Regions from separate parts of the Homo sapiens genome. Here region 1 is linked to region 2. A link is a contact called in ENCODE Hi-C or POLR2A ChIA-PET data. All regions are on one chromosome and are shown on one strand. Each heading gives the region's core, a stretch centred on a gene start or an enhancer-like site at or near the end of the contact. The rest is flanking DNA. Distances are from core to core; before and after follow the strand shown.

Region 1 (4,479 bases), core at 6-2,505, 99 kb after region 2:
CAGTGAATATTACTTGAAAACATATTTTGTTTGATTGAGGCTTTATCTTGGAATATAAACTTATTTTATGCTAGATATTTTTAGTATTTAAATTACAATGCAATTACATGCTGATTCCAAAAATGAACCAAGCATGAATCACAGAATGATTTGTTTTGTGCTAATTGTCTCAACAAAATTGCTGCTAACATGCTCTGACACCAACGTTGGACACATTGGACTTTTGCAGTGGATCCTAAAGAAGGCTCTTCAAAAATATTTGAAAAAGCCGGGCACAGTGATGCATGCCTGTAGTCCTAGCTATTAGGAAGGCTAAGGAAGGAGAATTGCTTGAGCCCAGGAGTTCAAGACCAGCCCGGGCAATATGGCAAGACCCCGCTTCTAAAAAACTAAAACTAAAAATTAAAACAAGAAAAGTGTTTTCCCAAAGGACTATCTTAATCCTTGATATTTAAATCCTTCTCATTGGAAGAGGCTATAATTTTATCAACTTGTTCATTTCTTTCTTCAATTATTGGTCTAACTGTATCAGAACCTCTTCTGTCAACGTCCATAATTGAGAAGCGACAGCAAAGACAGTGTTTATTGTGGAAGGAGAGACTCTAGAACAGGCTTGAGGGCCAAATCCGGAAGATGCTTGTTTTTATAAATACAGTTTTATTGGAATGAAGCCATGCCCATCTGGTTATGCATTGTCTTACAGCTGCTTCCGCATGACCACAACAGGGTTGAGCAGCTGAGACAGAGACCATATGGCTCACAAAGCCGAAAATATTTACCATCTAAACCTGTGCAGAAAAAGTTTGCCAATTCCTCCTCTACAATATAACAGAGAAGTTGGTGTGCAGAGATAATTTCATAAGGGCTCAGTTCATAGTGAATAGTTTCATGCCATGCTCTTGCTTTCCCATGCAACTGTAACGTTTGGAGATTCAGACAACGAATGCTCAGAAGGCCAGAACCCCTGTCTCTGCAGCAGTAAGATTTAAGATAACTCAGATTTCAACATCTTGAAATCAAGGTTTATATTCATCTCTAGCCATATGGCTTTGAAATCTGGAAGACAAACAAAAAAATAAATTCCGAGTAGGAGAACTACATTAAGCCTACTTGTAATGGAAAAGAAATGATAAGATGTGTCCACAAGAAACTATCATAAAACAAATGAGAGGGTGCTCACTGGCCAGGGGAAGAAGGATTGCTCAAGGGAAGGCCATTCAGGACGTCAGCTGAGATTAACGGGAGGAAGGAACACACCCGTCATTCCAAGCCAAGTGGGCAGTCTTCCATCTCCTTATCCATTAATGACCCATAATCTACCACATCAATTTTATGGTTTTTTGGCAAGGAGTTACGTTTCCTGCTCTGCTAAACAGACCAGGGCAACGAAGCCTGCAGTGAATCAGACCCAGAAAGCCAACCTTCTACATTCTCAACTGCCCAAAGAAGTCAGCGACCAAAAGATCATTCTATAAGCCAAGAGATAACCAACTACTGATTTTCCAGACATGCCACAGGAAAGCAAACACTTTTCTGCCCCTCGTTCTCAGGAACTGGAACTGTTTTGATCGCACAGTAAGCAACTCCTTTGAGAGACTATATAATCTCAAAAGCAAGGTGCCTGGCCACCTATCCAGTGAGGCAACGGAGGAAAAAAATCTAATTACAATATTTCAATGTGTTTCTGGCATGACTTGGGAACTACTTAAAAAAGATCTAGACATTTTCAGGGGAGGACTGTGGTGCACTGAGCAGTCACTCTTGAAGCAGGGCCAAGCCAAGAGTTAGGAGCATTTAATTATTGGCACTTCTGGTTTTTCAGCAAGTTCCTCAGGTTAAAACCACACTAACCAAACATTTCAGATTAATTAACTCCTATACATCAACAAAAGAGAGATTATTCATTAGGACAGTCTTGCCCAAGATCTTGGTATTTTGTAATATTAGTTGTGGTTCTTCCACCAAATTATGGGCTCCTGGAATATAAGAACATGCTTTCTACATCTCTGTATCCCCAGCCATAGACATTATGTCGGGCACATGGTATGGAGTCCACATAACTATTTAGAAGGTAGACACACCTTATAATAATCCAGAAGATTATCTTAGGTCATTTATTCCCGGGGTTAAATAATCTCAGACCTTCTTTGCAGGCCAAGGTTTCAAACTTCCTACACCTCGAGCTGGATCTAGCTCCTAGCACTGTGTCAAGACGAGGCCAGTCCCACTTCCACACGCAGCTGGTGGGATGGCAAATGGGAGAAGCCTTCAGGGCAGAAAACTCCACACTGTCCATCAGATTTACAAATCCACATCAGCCATCACCCATTCACCCACACTTTTCTAGGAATTTATCCTACAGATAGATTCCTCAGCATGTAAAATGACGTAAGGAGAAAGTCATTTATTGCAGCAACAGATTGGAGACAACTCGAACAGCCATTAATGAAGAAGCAGTTAAACCAATTAAGGTACAGCCCTGATAAGGAAGGTTGTGCAGGCATCTGGGGAGAAATGAATGAATAACTACTTCTCACACTGACACGGAGCAATCGCCAAGACACATCAAGGTACAGGAGAGTATGCAGAATATGCTGCCACTTGTATTAAAAAGGAGGGGTGGTTGCGTGTAGTGGCTCACACCTGTAATCCCAGCACTTTGGGGGGCCAGGGCAGGCAAATTGCTTGAGCCCAGGAGTTCAAGACCAGCCTGGGCAATGTGGTAAAACCCTGTCTCTACAAAAAATACAAAAATTAGCCAGGTGTGGTGGCGGGCGCCTGTAGTCCCAGCTACTCGGGGGGAGGCTGAAGTCGGGGGCTCTCTTGAGCCCAGGAGGCGGAGGTTGCAGTGAGCCGAGATCACGCCACTGTGCTCCAGCCTGGGCACAGAGTGAGACCCTACCTCGAAAAAAAATAAATAAATAAAAATAAAAAATAAATAAACAAGGAGGGGAAGGGCACTTCCAGAATGCCAGACTAAGGACCTCTCACAACCTGTTTCTCCATAAAAGCAACAAGATCACTGGCAGTTGTCAAAATCAACTTTTCAGAGCTCTAGAAATTAACCCTAGCCCTTTGCGCGGCCACTCTCGAGGCAGGGTCAAACCAAAAGAGTCAGGAGCACGTGGGTATTTGGCACCTCTGCTTTTCCAGCAAGTTCCTGGGATCAAAACCACACTGAACAAGCATGTTGCAAAAAAGGCCTGCAACAATTCAAAGAGTGTTTATGCAAGAAAAACAAAGGAATCTCAGCAAGAACCGAATGTTTTGTGACATTCAACTTGCCCCATACCCACTCCCCTCTCCCCAGATCTGTGGAAGAGTTGAAACCAATGTCCTTGGAACCACAGTAGCTGTGAAAACCAGCAGTCTAGTAGCCACTAGAGGGAGCAGATCAGGATTGAAGCTCCCCAAAAAGCCCCATCCCCAGAAAACTGTTGCTATCTGACCTGCCTAGCGACGCTCCGTGGAAAAGACCCATTCTCAGGGCAGTGGATCTGACTGTACATTTGGTTGTACAGTTGTCCCTTGGTGGCCTGGGGGACTGCTTCCAGGACTTCCTGTGGGTACCAAAATCTATGGATGTTCACATCTCTTATATTAAATGGTGTAGGACCAGACACAGTGCTTCAAGCCTATAAACCTAGCACTTTGGGAGGCCAAGGCGGGCAGATCACTTGAGCCCAGGAGTTTGAGACCAGCCTGGGCAACATGGTAAAACTCCATCTCTACAAAAAATACAAAAATTAGCTGGGTGTGGTGGCACACACCTGTAATCCCAGCTGCTCATCAGGCTGAGGTAGGAGGATCACCTGAGCCCAGAGGTCGAGGCTGCAGTGAGCTGGTACCACTGCATTCCAGCTTAGATGACAGAGACCCTGTCCCAAAAAAAAAGTAGGGGGAGTGTATTTGCATATAACCTACACACATCCTGTTGTACACTTTAAATCATCTCTAGATTACTTATAACACCTAATACAATGTAAATGCTCTGTAAATAGCTGTTATACTATATTGTTTAGGGAATAATGACAATTTGTAAAAGCTTGAACATGTGCAGTACAAACACAATTATTTTTTCAAATATTTTCAATCCATGGTTTATTGAATCTACAGAGGCATAACCTATAGACAGAGAGGGCTGGCTGTATTGGCATAAAGGATCCCTAAACGGAAACACAAAAACTTCAAAAAATTGGTTCCTTCCCAGGTGGGGACCTGGGGAGAGGGAGTGAGGAGAGTTAGGAGGCAAGAGAGACCCAGAAGAGAGGCTCTGTACTGTACACCTTTCTTATCCTTTGAATTCTGTGCCCTGTGGTTAGATTATCAATTCAAAAAGAAGTAAAATTTAAAAAGAATGCCTTTTAAGAAGAGGCCTTTTTTTGGAACATGCTTGTTCAATGTGGTTTTGATCCCAGGAACTTGCTGGAAAAGCAGAGGTGCCAAATACCCATGTGCTCCTGACTCTTTTGGTTTGAC
Region 2 (4,215 bases), core at 656-3,155:
AGCACTTTGGGAGGCCAAAGCGGGTGGATCATGAGGTCAGGAGTTCAAGACCAGCCTGGCCAAGATGGTGAAACCCTGTGTCTACTAAAAATACAAAAATTAGCTGGGCGTGGTGGCAGACACCTGTAATCCCAGCTACTCGGGAGGCTGAGGCAGAGAATTGCTTGAACCCAGGAGGTGGAGGTTGCAGTGAGCCGAGATCACACCACTGCACTCCAGCCTGGGTGACAGAGTGAGACTCCAACTCAAAGTAAAAAAAAAAAGAAGGAGGAGCCATGTGACAGCCAGGGAAAAACAGCCGAGGCAGAGGGAACAGCCAATGCAAAGACTTGGTTGAGAATTCAGTAGATGAATCTAATCTTTTAGTTACTCCCATTTTATTAATCCATCAAAATGAGAAAGAAGGCATGGCGGAGAATGTACTATTTCATCTTTGTGTGTTCACCCAGCAAGCTATACTAAGCACCTCCCTTGTACCAGGAACTGTGCCAGATGCTGACACAAAGATGAGCCAGATGACCCCTTCTCTCGGGGAGTGTGCAGTCCAATGAGGGAGGCAGATAACAAAATAAGTATGGCTCATGAGATAAGTGAGAATCTCCCAGGCAATCAGCTTATATTCTGAGAAAGCCAAGAAGATGATTAATAGTTTCAAGTATGATGATGTGAGCAATTGCTTTTGACACTGCATGATCAAATTATTTTCATTTCTTTGTGGTCCTGCAGCTCAGAATACCTGGATTTTTGGTGAAATATTAGCAAGGGATATCAAGTTTAGGATACTGTATAATGCACTATATGTTTCAGAATATAAGGAGAAATAGTATGCTAATAATAGCTAATATTTATTGAGCACATGGATTGACCTGGATAATGTACCATCTCATAGAAGAGTCACTACGACTTTATGAGGCAGGGACTATTATTTCCCCTTTTTCAGATGGAGAAATAGGGGCTTAGCAAGATGAAGGGGCTTTCCTGAAGTGACAATTTCCTAGTTCTGTCTGGATTCAAGCTTCAGTTCTGGTCCATACGGCCCTCTCATGAATAGCTTAGACACTGATACAATTGCTTTTCTCACACTAGTCCCCAAAGTGGATACCTTGTTCTTCTTCCCAGCCCACTCATCCATCTAGGTTGCCTAGGCCAGCCTGATCTACCTGCATTTCTCCCCAGGGGTCCTGCAGGTGGAAAAGTGGAAAGAAGAATTCCTTGTTTCCACACTGGGGAGGGCACCTGGACGGGCATGGACCGGGCAGTGCCCACTGACTGACTATACTGGACTCCAGTCTCTTGAGCCCCAAGTAGAATGTGGAAAGCTTTGAGGCCAAAGCTGGGCACCTGGTTCCCACCCCACCTGGGGGAGGGGGTCGGGGGGAGGAGAAATTCCTGGGGCTCAGTGTTCAAGGTCTGAGGCACAGGAGACAAATCAAATGCCCAGGCACCAGACAGTTAAGGTAAAACGTTGAAGTCAAGAGGAAGTAGTGAGTCTGTTGCCAACTGGATAGGGTTGGTCCTGTCCCATCTAAATGTATTAGAATTAAGTGGCTTTTAAAAATGAGCTGGTCATCTTCAGCCCACGGGCTGGCCAATTTGGAACTTAATGGGCCTTTGCGTCCTCCTTCCCTGAGCCTCCTTTTATTCCAGACTTCTCAGTGTGAGTCTGTGCGTCCCTCCGACGATCTCAGGGAGTGGGGTGCCTTCATCTGCCTGTTCCCTGTTCCTCAGGCTGACGCTCCCGCTGTCCTCCCCGCCTCCCCTCACTCCTTTTCTCCCTCCCTTCCTCCTTGTGGGGAGGCTCTTGGCCAGGGTCCCTGAGCCCGGGCGGGTGCTGGCAGAGGACGCAGAAGGGGTGAGGTCACGTCTCCCTTGAGCCCCGAGCCGCTGGCTTTTCAGAGCCTCGCCACAAGCCGGCGGCCAGAGCCCCAGACCACACAGACCGTGCGCTCCTCCGCCCTCCCGGCGCCGCCGGCCTCGCCCATGTCTCAGTACGCCCCTAGCCCGGACTTCAAGAGGGCTTTGGACAGCAGTCCCGAGGCCAACACTGAAGATGACAAGACCGAGGAGGACGTGCCCATGCCCAAGAACTACCTGTGGCTCACCATCGTCTCGTGTTTTTGCCCTGCGTACCCCATCAACATCGTGGCTTTGGTCTTTTCCATCATGGTGAGTGAATCACGGCCAGAGGCAGCCTGGGAGGAGAGACCCGGGCGGCTTTGAGCCCCTGCAGGGGAGTCCGCGCGCTCTCTGCGGCTCCCTTCCTCACGGCCCGGCCCGCGCTAGGTGTTCTTTGTCCTCGCACCTCCTCCTCACCTTTCTCGGGCTCTCAGAGCTCTCCCCGCAATCATCAGCACCTCCTCTGCACTCCTCGTGGTACTCAGAGCCCTGATCAAGCTTCCCCCAGGCTAGCTTTCCTCTTCTTTCCAGCTCCCAGGGTGCGTTTCCTCTCCAACCCGGGGAAGTTCTTCCGTGGACTTTGCTGACTCCTCTGACCTTCCTAGGCACTTGCCCGGGGCTTCTCAACCCTCTTTTCTAGAGCCCCAGTGCGCGCCACCCTAGCGAGCGCAGTAAGCTCATACCCCGAGCATGCAGGCTCTACGTTCCTTTCCCTGCCGCTCCGGGGGCTCCTGCTCTCCAGCGCCCAGGACTGTCTCTATCTCAGCCTGTGCTCCCTTCTCTCTTTGCTGCGCCCAAGGGCACCGCTTCCGCCACTCTCCGGGGGGTCCCCAGGCGATTCCTGATGCCCCCTCCTTGATCCCGTTTCCGCGCTTTGGCACGGCACGCTCTGTCCAGGCAACAGTTTCCTCTCGCTTCTTCCTACACCCAACTTCCTCTCCTTGCCTCCCTCCGGCGCCCCCTTTTTAACGCGCCCGAGGCTGGCTCACACCCACTACCTCTTTAGGCCTTTCTTAGGCTCCCCGTGTGCCCCCCTCACCAGCAAAGTGGGTGCGCCTCTCTTACTCTTTCTACCCAGCGCGTCGTAGTTCCTCCCCGTTTGCTGCGCACTGGCCCTAACCTCTCTTCTCTTGGTGTCCCCCAGAGCTCCCAGGCGCCCCTCCACCGCTCTGTCCTGCGCCCGGGGCTCTCCCGGGAATGAACTAGGGGATTCCACGCAACGTGCGGCTCCGCCCGCCCTCTGCGCTCAGACCTCCCGAGCTGCCCGCCTCTCTAGGAGTGGCCGCTGGGGCCTCTAGTCCGCCCTTCCGGAGCTCAGCTCCCTAGCCCTCTTCAACCCTGGTAGGAACACCCGAGCGAACCCCACCAGGAGGGCGACGAGCGCCTGCTAGGCCCTCGCCTTATTGACTGCAGCAGCTGGCCCGGGGGTGGCGGCGGGGTGAGGTTCGTACCGGCACTGTCCCGGGACAACCCTTGCAGTTGCGCTCCCTCCCCCACCGGCTCACCTCGCCTGCAGCTGGGCCACGGAACTCCCCGGCCACAGACGCAGAGCCCTGATTCAGCGCTGTGAAAATCGCTAGCCACCCGTCCCCCATCAAGTCCGCCCACACTTGCCCACGGGTGGTGGCACCATATTCGATTCGTGGGCACCTGCAAGGCTCCATTTGCACCCGTAACTTGCCCTTTCCCAAACCCGGTTTGTGGACAGCGTCTGCACCGATATGAAAGCGTGCAGCCGCTGAAGTTCAGACAAGTCTGTATTCAAATCCCAATTCTCCCACTTTCTAGCTGTGTGATCTCTGAAGTCACTGCATCTCTGAACCTCAGTCTCTTTGTAAAACCAGAATAATCATAGCCATGTTTCTTGGGGTTGTTGGGAGCATTCATGACATAAATAATTGTAAAGTGCTTAGAACAGTGACCAGCACGGTATCTTTACAAAATCTTTACTCAAATGTCACTTCATGAGGCCTTCTGTGATTACTGTTTAAAATCAGGACCCCCATCCACCCACCCCGCGCAAGCTCTGTTCTTCCTTCCCTGCTACCTTTTGACCAAATTACTTCTCTCCATCTGATATAGTATTTTAATTATTTGTATGTTTACAGTCTGTGTCCCTCTCATTAGAATATAAGCTCCATAAGGGCAGGAATATTTGTTGGTTCCTGTATCTTCAGCATCTAGAAGAAAATGTGGCACGTGGTAGATGCTTAATAAGTATCATGAAATGAATGCATGCATGAATGAATGGTGTGGATGAATCATTAACCTTTTTTTCCCATCCTGGAGGCCCGGAAGCCGTCGCATCCGGTTCCTTCC

The links. Hi-C counts contacts between places; a loop is a spot of excess contacts on that map. ChIA-PET counts read pairs that join two places held with the same protein, here RNA polymerase II (POLR2A). Pooled maps may share reads with other maps.
Region 1: a pooled map shows a loop between it and region 2 (2.0-fold over the local background). The contact joins the enhancer-like site here to the promoter of TMEM233 in region 2. A Hi-C loop is called at or near these places in 1 of 37 single-sample maps with no recorded cell type and 1 of 50 pooled maps. POLR2A ChIA-PET finds 5 or more read pairs at or near these places in 1 of 52 experiments (activated naive CD4-positive, alpha-beta T cell).

The regions. Positions count from the first base shown.
Region 1 is chr12:119,691,901-119,696,379 of GRCh38, forward strand. All of the region lies in intron 46 of CIT (citron rho-interacting serine/threonine kinase), which reads right to left. Among named protein-coding and RNA genes, the nearest start is that of MIR1178, 20 kb to the right of the region's middle. Within about 2 kb of position 1,256, at least 8 of the 41 ENCODE cell types and tissues checked have a DNase peak (open chromatin) inside an H3K27ac peak, as active enhancers do.
Region 2 is chr12:119,591,869-119,596,083 of GRCh38, forward strand. It overlaps TMEM233 (transmembrane protein 233), which reads left to right and starts at 1,906. Exons shown (of 3, transcript NM_001136534.3): 1 at 1,906-2,166. The coding sequence starts at 1,981. All of the region lies in intron 1 of PRKAB1-AS1 (PRKAB1, TMEM233 and CCDC60 antisense RNA 1), which reads right to left. RefSeq lists an enhancer at 1,894-2,467.